Regions from separate parts of the Homo sapiens genome. Here region 2 is linked to region 1. The links are chromatin loops, found by intact Hi-C in ENCODE. Cell type or tissue: mammary epithelial cell. All regions are shown on one strand.

Region 1 (5,000 bases):
TTATCTCACTCCAACATGAATTGCAGCCCTACCAGCAACCATTAGGCTGCCATCACCTTGAAGAATGGTCTGGAGACATGAAGAGTTCCCAAAATGGCATCACAGAGGAAAATGACACATGACAGGCACAATAGTGGGCCTTTTGTAAAGAAAGAAAGATAGGGCTGGGCACGGTGGCTCACGCCTGTAATCCCAGCACTTTGGGAGGCAGAGGTGGGTGGATCACTTGAGGTCAGGAGTTTGAGACCAGCCTGGACAACATGGCGAAATCCCGTCTCTACTAAAAATACAAAAAAAAAAAAAAATTAGCTGGGTGTGGTGGTGCAAACCTGTAATTCCAGCTACTCGGGAGGTAAGACACAAGAGTCACTTGAACCAAGGAGGCGGAGGTTGCAGTGAGCTGAGATCATGCTGCTGCACTCCAGCCCGGGAGACAGAGTGAGACTCCACCTTAAAATAAAGAAAGAAAGATTAGATAGATAGATAGATAGATAGATAGATAGATAGATAGATAGATAGATAGATAGATAGACAGACAGACAGACAGACAGACAGACAGAGATATGTAGATATAGACATACAATAAGGCCTACACAGCACTTTCATATATTTCCAGCCAGGGATGGGATTATTCCAAAATCTGACTTGAATTTTCCTTCAAAATTTATACAAGTCTAGGGATATCTGTTGAACAGATGAGGAGGGCCTGCCACCAGTCTTCTGGGAGAAATCATTCGTCCTAAGGAAATAGGAGTCAGGAAGATAAAATGGTAGTCTTCAGATCCAGGGCAGCAATTCTGACTAAAACATAATGTCTGTTACTCAGATTTGTCTTCTGGTCCAACTCCCAGATGGACCTATCATGTCTGAGCCTTATGGGGAGAAAGTTAAAATCCCAAAGTTGCCAAGATATCTATAAGACATCATGACTCATGTGGCACTGCATAAGTGTCTATCTAAATTGAAGAGATGGGCAATCTCCTAACTTCTCTAAAGGTCAGTCTGGGAACTAAGCTTACTGGGGGTGCCAAAGAAATATGCTGGGCTTCACTACTTGAGAATTCTAGCACATTCACAGTGGTAGGGGCCTGAAGGTGCAGGACCCAGCAGAAGGGGCAGAAAACGCAGTATATATGGTAGTATGAAGGGCAGGGGCATGAGAAGCTGGGTAGGCATATCAGGAAATGAACATAAAGGTGGCACCCACCTCACAGTTCCTTTTTTTTTTTTTTTTGAGACGGAGTCTTGCTCTGTCACCCAGGCTGGAGTGCAGTGGTGCGATCTCGGCTCACTGCAAGCTCTGCCTCCTGGGTTCACACCATTCTCCTGCCTCAGCCTCCCGAGTAGCTGGGACTACAGGCGCCTGCCACCATGCCCGGCTAATTTTTTGTATTTTTAGTAGAGACGGGCTTTCACCATGTTAGCCAGGATGGTCTTGATCTCCTGACCTCGTCATCTGCCCGCCTTGGCCTCCCAATGTTGGGATTAGAGGTGTGACCCACCGCGCCCGGCCTTGGGTTTGTTCTTAATCACAGATAAGAACTACTTTCTCCACCCTTCCAAATCGCTGAAATTAATCTCTTACGGAGTTGGGATGGGAACAAAACTCTGTCAAACATAGCTCACAGTCATTACTCTATTTGGCCCTCACCAGATCCTTGTGAGATTATTTTCTTTATTTTAAAGATGAGAAAATATGTAAAATTTATTATTCTAGCTAAGTGGTCTGGAGTTACTTTCAAGTTCACATTTCTTCTAAAATTCTGTCAACAAATATTAAATGCCCCAATACTTTTAGAAATAAACTAATACGTGCTGCTTGTTGCTTCTTTTTTATAAAACTTTTATTATTCTAGCAATAATAATGTGTGTTAATTTTAGGAATATAGAAAATACAAACAAGCAAAAGGAGAAAAATCATTCATAATCCCACCACCGAGAGGCTGTACTTTCTTTCATCCTTCACAAGTTATGTCCATATATGTAATATACAAATGTACTTTTTACCTTTCAAAAATATGATATTCACATATTACTTAGCCTTTTTCCATTTTATATCTTACCAAGAACCTCTTTTTTACAAATGTGTAAAGTTCTTTTATTAAAAGACAGAGACTTGTAGATTGGTTCAAAATACAATAAACAATGAGATGCAGATAACAAGAGATACATCTAAAACCATTAATAGCAACAGGTTATAAGTAGAAATATGGACAAAGGAATATCAGGAAATGCTAATAAAAAGCAAGCTATATGGTATTGTTAATATCAGATAAAAATCAAGGTAAACTACATTAAATAGGGGTAAGGATGGTTTCGATTAACCTTCCAACGCATCACTATAAGTTTGTTTCTGACTCTCCTTATCTCATCTATTTCATCCACTTCTCTAAACATATCTTCATTGCTTAAATGCCTGTTGTGTATATCTTCTTTAAACTCCTGGAGAGATTGAATCAGCCTTTCTCTAAAAGTTCCTTTTGCTTTGGCCTCCTCCTCTAGCTTCTCCTCCTCTTCTGGCTTTTCCTCAGGCTTTGGCTCTTCCTCATGCTTTGGTTCACTCTCATTTTCTGGTTTTCCTTCCATTTTTTGACAGGATTTCATCTTGTATCTGTCTACCTCTCTTCCTTCCTTCTTTTCTTTCTTGCTTATTCTTCTTTGAATACAATGACTTCTAGAAAGCAAAAAGAAGACAGTAAGTTAAAGACTTGGTGAGTGGACAGGTGCTGTGGACAGAGGCCTTAGCATTTAATTTTTTTTATTCAGAGCTGTTATAAAATATCTTCCACCTAAGAAGCCCAGTCAGCAATCAGAGCTTCACTATCCCCACTCCTTTTACCTCCACTTTCCACCTCCTCACTTCTCTCTTGTCCTTCCCTCTAACCTTTTCCAAGGCCCTCCTTTCCGCCGTCCAGCCCTCCCCAGACCTTTTTCCCCCATAGGGCCTAACACAGGGACCAGGCCAGAAAAGAGAAAGGTGGCTGGCAGGCAGAGGAAGAGGGGAAAGGAGAAGGGGGAGAGAAAAGAAGAGGGGAAAGGGGTGGGGTGGAAGGGAGCCGGCAGGAACGGTGGCGCTTACAACCTTTGTCTCCACCCCAGGAGACTTTATAATATTCCTCTCACCTACCTGGCACTGATCGGGTCAGTTTCTTCCTCCTCCTTTTCTAGCTTTGGGTCTTGCTGGAAACAACAGCCCTGCAGATAAACTGGAAACGGGAGGGGACGGTGGGGGTGGGGCGAGCGCTTGGTGGGCCGACCAGCGCCAGAGACTGACACACGTAGCTTTCCTCCTTTAGGGTTTCGGATATGGAAAGTTTCCCACCTTTTGTTTCCCCTAGTTCACCCCCTCTCCACAGTGCATGCAAGTCAGTTCGTTTTTCCCATCAGACAAAGAGTGAGAAAGCAGATTATTTCCAAACTATCTTTAAGACTGAGGCGGGGTTCGGGAGGAGGGTGGGGGTCCGGAAAGCAGTCTTAGATAGCAGAGGATGATTATTTTTAAACTACCACAGGTCTCCCTGTTCTTCTCCTAGGACCCCTAGTCCCTTTCCCAAGGGTCATCAGTTCCCGTAGACCTGGAGGTGGAGGGTGGAGGGACGGACCTGACCGGCACTCCCACAAGTCTCTGCCTTAAACCCCCCCACACTAGAAATCCCCAGTCAACACCTACAGTGACACCAACCTGCAAAATTCCCGCAAGTTTGACTCCTTCCACGGGCCTCAGGGACCACCGCCTGCGCTGCTGAAGGAAGCTGGTATCCAGACGGGAACAAGGACCAGATTACCAGGACTTCTGCACACGTCGACTCCTGGTCACATGAGATCTACGTCACCAGTGAGCTCGGGTCCCTAATTTCCACTCCCACCAAAAGCGCGGCAGAAGTGGGCCCACCCTCTCTCCCTCCCCGCCCCCCACTTATACATTTGGCCCTGTCAGTCTTTTCTGTTGTTTCCTATCCCAGCGGGAAAAATGTTATTTGCTTGACTCTGATTACTAGGGAGGGGCTACCTCTTTTTCTGGAGCTACTGAACTTTTCTACTTCTTTCGAGAATTGTCTCTTCCATTCTTCCACTCCCAGGATAACTCCTCCATCAGTCGTCCCTCCTCTAGCCTCCATTTCCTCTGCAATCTGGTTCTTAGCTGTTGTAGAGCAGGGTGGCCTTGGCAGCAGTTGTGAAACAACAACAAAAAAAGACCCTGGAACAAGAGTGAGATTTCTGAATGCAATTTTTACTTTTTATTTTTCGTACTTCTATATCCTTTTTAAAAAGGTAACTTTAATCTCTCTCTCTCTCTCTCTCTCTCTTCTTTTTTCTGTCTTTCTTTCTCTTTTTTTTTTTTGAGACAGGGTCTCACTCTGTTGCCCAGGCTGGGTTGCAGTGGTGCGATCACAGCTCACTGCAGCCTCAAACTCCTCGAAACGAGTGATCCTCTTGCCTCAGACTCCCAAGTATCTGGGACTACAGGTGTGTGCCACCATGTCCAGCTAGTCTTTTAATTTTTTTGTAGAGACAGGGTCTATGTTCCCCAAGCTGGTCTCGAACTCCTGGGCTCAAGTGATCCTCCTGCCTCAACCTCCCAAAGGGCTGGAATTACAGGCCTGAGCCACTGCACTGGGCAACTTTTATCTTTTTATAGTCAGAAAAGACAAAGAAAAAATTACTTTAATGACATGAGTTAATACATGTACAGTGCTTATTGTACATGTGGCATATAGTAAGTGCTTTTAAAGTGAAAGCTGTTGTGATATTAGAAGTTTTGTGAGGAAAATGATACAGAATTTTTTAAAAAAGAGTAATGTTTCATTCCAGAGTCCTCATGGTGGTGTTACCAGGAAGCTGTGCTGCCTGAAGAATCATCAATTAATCGTCAGGTACACATTGTGAACCTGAGTTTCCTCATCTGAAAGAAGGGAATAATAGCATATGCTCATAGAATTGAGATCTATTGAAAATAAAAATAAGAGTTAATTTTTCATCTGTACAATTAGAAAAGACAA
Region 2 (5,000 bases), 84 kb before region 1:
ACCTTGAATTGCTAGTGAGGGATCTTTAGCAAATTTATCAGGATACGTGCTGCTGTGAGGTTTATCTCTGTTCTCCCTGTGTTTACCCTTTCTACAGGAGGAAGCCAGCCTTTGTGCCCCCTCCCCTTGTCTGAAGGGAGGTTTATGGCAGGGCCAGAAGCAGAAGCAAAGGCCCCTCACCTGCCTGTGCCTTTGAGGACACAGAAAGGGGACAGGTGGGAGACTTCTTCAGGCAGGGATGAGATTGGATGTCTACAAGGCCCTCCAGGAGTAGAGACCTGAGCACTGTTCCATATCAATGCTTGAAGTAGCTCCATGGCTGTCTATTGTGGTTAGGAGTACGTGTTTTGTAGCATCTTGTCATGGTAGATTTTCTAGTTTGAACCAAGAGGTAGAAGAACATGAGTACTGCTCTATATCAATGCTTGAGGTGGATCCAGCCATGAGACAGATTTTCTTGCTTGGATGGAAGAATGGATGAAGCAGGGTGGGCGGCAGGGGGCTGAAGGCAACAAGCCAGCTAGAAAAATGGCCAGTCTGAAGTAGCTGGGACATGTAAGTGATGATGGCTATGGCCTCTTCAGGCTGTATCTGGATGATAAGTTGCCATAGGAACATTGCTTTGTCAAAGAGCATGAACATTAAAAGCTAGCCTGATTAAATTTTAAAATCTTTTATACTAATGTCTCCCAACAAAATACAGGATGAAAGTACCTGTTTTACTAGGTCTGTGCAAATAATGTATTTCACAACATTATTACTTTTCACTTTTCCCTATCTTATTTCTTTATGAATGGCATATGCCTTAGTTCGTTTGCACTGCTGTAACAAAATACCTGAGACTAGGTAATTTATAATGAACAGAAATGTATTGGGTCACAGTTCTGGAGGCCGGGGAGTTCAAGATCAAGATGTCAGCATCTTGTGAGGGCTTTCTTGCTGTGTCATCACAAGGTGGAAGGCAAGAGGGCAAATGAGAGAGTGAAAGGGGGCCAAACTTGCCCTTGTATAACAAAACTACTCCTGTGATAAGAAATCCACTCCTGTGATAATGGCATTAATCCATTCATGAAGGCAGAACCCTCATGGCCCAATCACTTCTTTTTTTTTTTTTCTTTTTCTTTCTCTTTTTTTTTTTTGTTTTTTAAAGAGACAGGGCCTCACTCTCTCACCCAGGCTGCAATCATAGTTCACTGTATCCTCAAATTTCAAGTGATTCTCTCTCAGCCTCCCAAGCAGATGGGAACACAGGCACACAGCACCATGCCTAGCTAACTAATCACCTCTTAATTATCTCACATCTTAATACAGATTGAGCATCTCAAATCTGAAAATATGAAATCTGAAATCCTCCAATATCAGAAGCAGTTGAGTGCAAATATAACCTGCAGAAATACTCACTGGAGCATTTCAGATTTTGAATTTTTTGATTTGGGATGCTCAACTGGTAAGTATAATGCAAATATTTAAAAATCTGAAAGCTAAAACACTTCTAATCCCAAGCATTTTGAAAAAGTTATACTCAACCATACTGTAACAATGGCAATCAAATTTCAACACGAGTTTTGGCGGGGACAAACATTTAAACCACAGCATCTCATCAATGGCCCCTCAAAACTTATGTCCTTTTCACATACAAAATACGTTCATTCCATCCCAATAGCCCCACAAGTCTTAACTCGTTCCAACATCAACTAAAAAGGCCTAAGTCCAGAGTCTTATTTAACTCAACGGAAGGCATGATTCATGCTGAGGCAAATTCCTCTCCAGATGTGAGCCTGTGAAATCAAAACAAGTTATGTATTTTAAAATACAGTGGTGGAACAGGCAATGGATAGACACTCCCATTCCAAAAAGGAGAAATAGACAAGAAAAGAGGGTCCCACGTAAGTCCAAAATTCAACAGGGTGAACAACATTAAATTTTAATGCTCTAGAATAAGCTTCCTTGACCTCATGTCCCATCTCCTGGACACACTGAGGTGAAATTGGGCCCCCAAGGCCTTAGGCAGCTCTGCCCCTATGTCTTTTCTGGGCTTAGCCCACACAGCAATTCTCATAGGTTGGAGTCTCATGCCTGCAGCTCTCTTAGGCTGGTGTTGCACAGTAGTAGCCCTACAATTCTGGGGTCTCTCAGGCAGTCCACTCCCAAAATTCTACGAGGCATTGTCCCAGTGGGGACTCTCTGCAGTGGCTCTGACCCCACAGTTCTGACTGGAGAGAGCCCTGACTAAGGAAATGCCCAGCAGAACTTCCACATCAAAGCTGAGTTTCCACTGGGCATTGCCCTAGTGAGGGCTCTCTGCTTTTGCTCCACCTCTGCAACAAGTCTCTGCTTGTCCACCAAGGCTTCTGAAACATCTTTTGAAATCTAGGTAGAGGAAGACGTGCCCATACAGCTCTTGCATACGGCACACCTGCAGAGTTAGCATCATGTGGATTCCACCACAGTTTATGACTTGTACCTTCCAGTGTGGCAGGTCGAGCTGCACCTTGGCCCATTTGAGCCATGACTGGGGTAGTCAAGAAATGCTGCACTGGAATATGGGGAGCAGAAAATTGAAGCAGCCCTGGGACGTGAGTCCAAAGGTTCTAAGGTCGTCCTCAGCCTCTCTTTTTGACATATTTCCTTCACCCAGGTCTTGGCACTCAGAGCCTGTGATGGGAAGGGTGGCACTGGTAATCTCTGAAGTGACTTTGGGTTCATTCTCCCATTGTTCTGATGAATAGCCCCTGGCTTCCTTCTATCCACACCAATCTCCTTATGAAACGGTCACTTGGAAACATCCTTGGTTTCCTCTCCTGAAAGTGCTCTTTGATTCTCTACCACCTGACTAGGCTGAGAATCCTTTAAATCTCTAAGTTTTGTTCCCCACCCCACCGCCACTTTTTTTTTTTTTTTTTTGAGATGAAGTCACTCTATTGCCCACGGTGGTGTGCAGTGGTGTGCTCTTGGCTCACTGCAACCTCCGCCTCCTGGGTTCAAGCGATTCTCCTGCCTCAGCCTCCTGAGTAGCGGGGATTACAGGCATGTGCCACCTCACCTGGCTAATTTTTGTAGTTTTAATAGAGATGGGGTTTCGCCATGTTGGCCAGGCTAGTCTCGAACCCCTAATCTCCAGTGATCCACCTGCCTTGGCCTCCCAAATTGCTGGGATTACAGGCGTGAGCTACCGTGCCTGGCTCCCTTTTAATTATAAATTCCATCTTTAAATCATTTTTTTCTCTAGCATTTTACTGTATGCAGTTGAAGGAAGACACACAACATATGGAACGTTTTTTTGTTTAGATGTTTCTTTCACCGATTTCCTAGCTCACTGCTTTTCAACTATGCCGTCCACAAAGCCCTTGTGTGGGCTTGGAAACAATTCAGCCAAGTTCTTTGCCACTTTATAATGAAGATGGCCTTTCCTCCAGTTTATAATACTTTGTTCCTCATTTATATGTGAGACCTCATCAGAATGGCCTTTACTGTCCATATTTCTATGAACATTCTGATCATTACTAGAGGGTCAAAGATTTTACCAAAATATTTGTCAGGGGGAAAGTCAGGAGAGCAAAATCACCAGGTGGCCATCGAGTAAGCCCTGGAGACACAAACTCCTTATCTGAGGAATTTAGAAGTGTAACGAAGAAAGCCAAAAACACCTGGCAACCATCAAACAGGCCATTCTGAGGCAAAATTCCTTATCTGAGGAATTTAGAAGTAATTAAACTTCCCTAGTGCCTAAAGGTTCCAGGCCTCTTTCAAAAATTTTCTAAGTAACTAGAATTTCTGTACATCTCTGGAATCCATGCATGTCAAAACTCATTGTACAACCCTTGCTGACATTAAGGAACCAAAATGTCTACAAATGTAATCACTTATTATGACCTACATGGCTAATATGGTCCAAATTACACTTAAGCTCCCACTTTAAGGTCCGTAAATGCTGCATTTCTTCTGCAACATACTTTTTTTCTAATAAAACTTTCCTTTTTCAAACCTATACTGTTGTCAGTAAATTCTTACCAACCTGCAAGTCAACCACTTTCTGATGCTGGGGCTCTGACACCTCACCCAGCAATTACCACTTAAGTAATCTCTAAGAAGCTTCAGACTTTCCCTACAGTTCTCTTCTTTGAGCCCTCACCTGAATTGTTCCATTTATGGAAATCTAGGCTTTTTTACCCTGCTCCTCCAAAATTTTCCAGCCTCCACCCATTATCCAGTTCCAAAGTTGCATCTACGTTTTCAGGTATTTTTTATAGCAACAGCCAGGCTTCTTGACACCAATTTCCTGTCTTAGTCTGTTTTTGCTGCTATAAGACAATACCTGGGACTGGGTAATTTCTAATTAACAGAATTTTATTGGCTCACAGTTACGGAGGATGAGAAATCAAAGATTGAGGGACCAGCATCTGGTGAGGGCCTTCTTGGTGTATCATCACAGGGCAGAGGGCAAGAGGCAAAAGAGACCTGAATGTACCCTTTTATAACAGATTCACTCCTGCAATAATGAACCACCTTCTGTAATAATGACAATCCATTCATGAAGGTAGAGCCTTCACAGCCCAAACACTTCTCAAAGGTTCTGTAAACCACAAGTAAAATTCTAAGCCCCCAACAGACTAATAGACCTCCCCTCTTGGCCAAGGGCATTCCAAAGTAAATCTGAAAGTCTAGTTCATGCCATGGCAGGAATGGGTGGTCAGACATGCCTCATTATACTATTCTGTCTTTGGAATTCAGGCACAACTAACCAGCATTAACATTAAAAGAGATCTTAAGACTGACAAAACAAGACTTTGTAGCAATAAAGACACCAAATAAGACACCAAATTCCAGACTGGCTCTAGTATAGCATCACAAGATAGCAGGCCCTGAATGGAATCAAAGTACTTTACCACAAAACATATCTCCTTGACATATTTTGAAATGGCCCTGCAAAGTTGTCCCTTCTGGTGAAAATCTACATTCTGTAGAGAATTCCCTATCCTTTCCAGGTCTTTCCTCTGATC

The links. Hi-C counts contacts between places; a loop is a spot of excess contacts. Peaks named below come from ENCODE experiments on the same cell type or tissue, not always from the same donor. Only the 100,000 strongest peaks of a DNase experiment are listed, where the experiment ranks them.
Region 2: a loop joins it to region 1, with 2.9 times the contacts of the local background. A loop is called at or near these places in 4 of 110 quality-filtered maps.

Annotation. Positions count from the first base shown.
Region 1 is chrX:103,355,289-103,360,288 of GRCh38, reverse strand. It overlaps TCEAL9 (transcription elongation factor A like 9), which reads right to left and starts at 3,783. Exons shown (of 3, transcript NM_016303.3): 1 at 3,683-3,783; 2 at 3,128-3,206; 3 at 1,827-2,674. The coding sequence starts at 2,604. The coding sequence ends at 2,290. LOC124905204 (a long non-coding RNA gene) reads left to right here and starts at 3,725. Exons shown (of 2, transcript XR_007068284.1): 1 at 3,725-3,835; 2 at 4,813-5,000. RefSeq lists an enhancer at 3,131-4,330. In mammary epithelial cell, no CTCF peak of the experiment used is centred here; no DNase peak of the experiment used is centred here; H3K4me3 peaks cover 1,926 bases; H3K27ac peaks cover 1,880 bases.
Region 2 is chrX:103,439,432-103,444,431 of GRCh38, reverse strand. All of the region lies in intron 2 of LL0XNC01-250H12.3 (a long non-coding RNA gene), which reads right to left. Among named protein-coding and RNA genes, the nearest start is that of LL0XNC01-250H12.3, 37 kb to the right of the region's middle. RefSeq lists enhancers at 2,623-3,309, 3,310-3,995. In mammary epithelial cell, no CTCF peak of the experiment used is centred here; DNase peaks (open chromatin) are centred at 1,711 and 2,351; H3K4me3 peaks cover 147 bases; H3K27ac peaks cover 2,420 bases.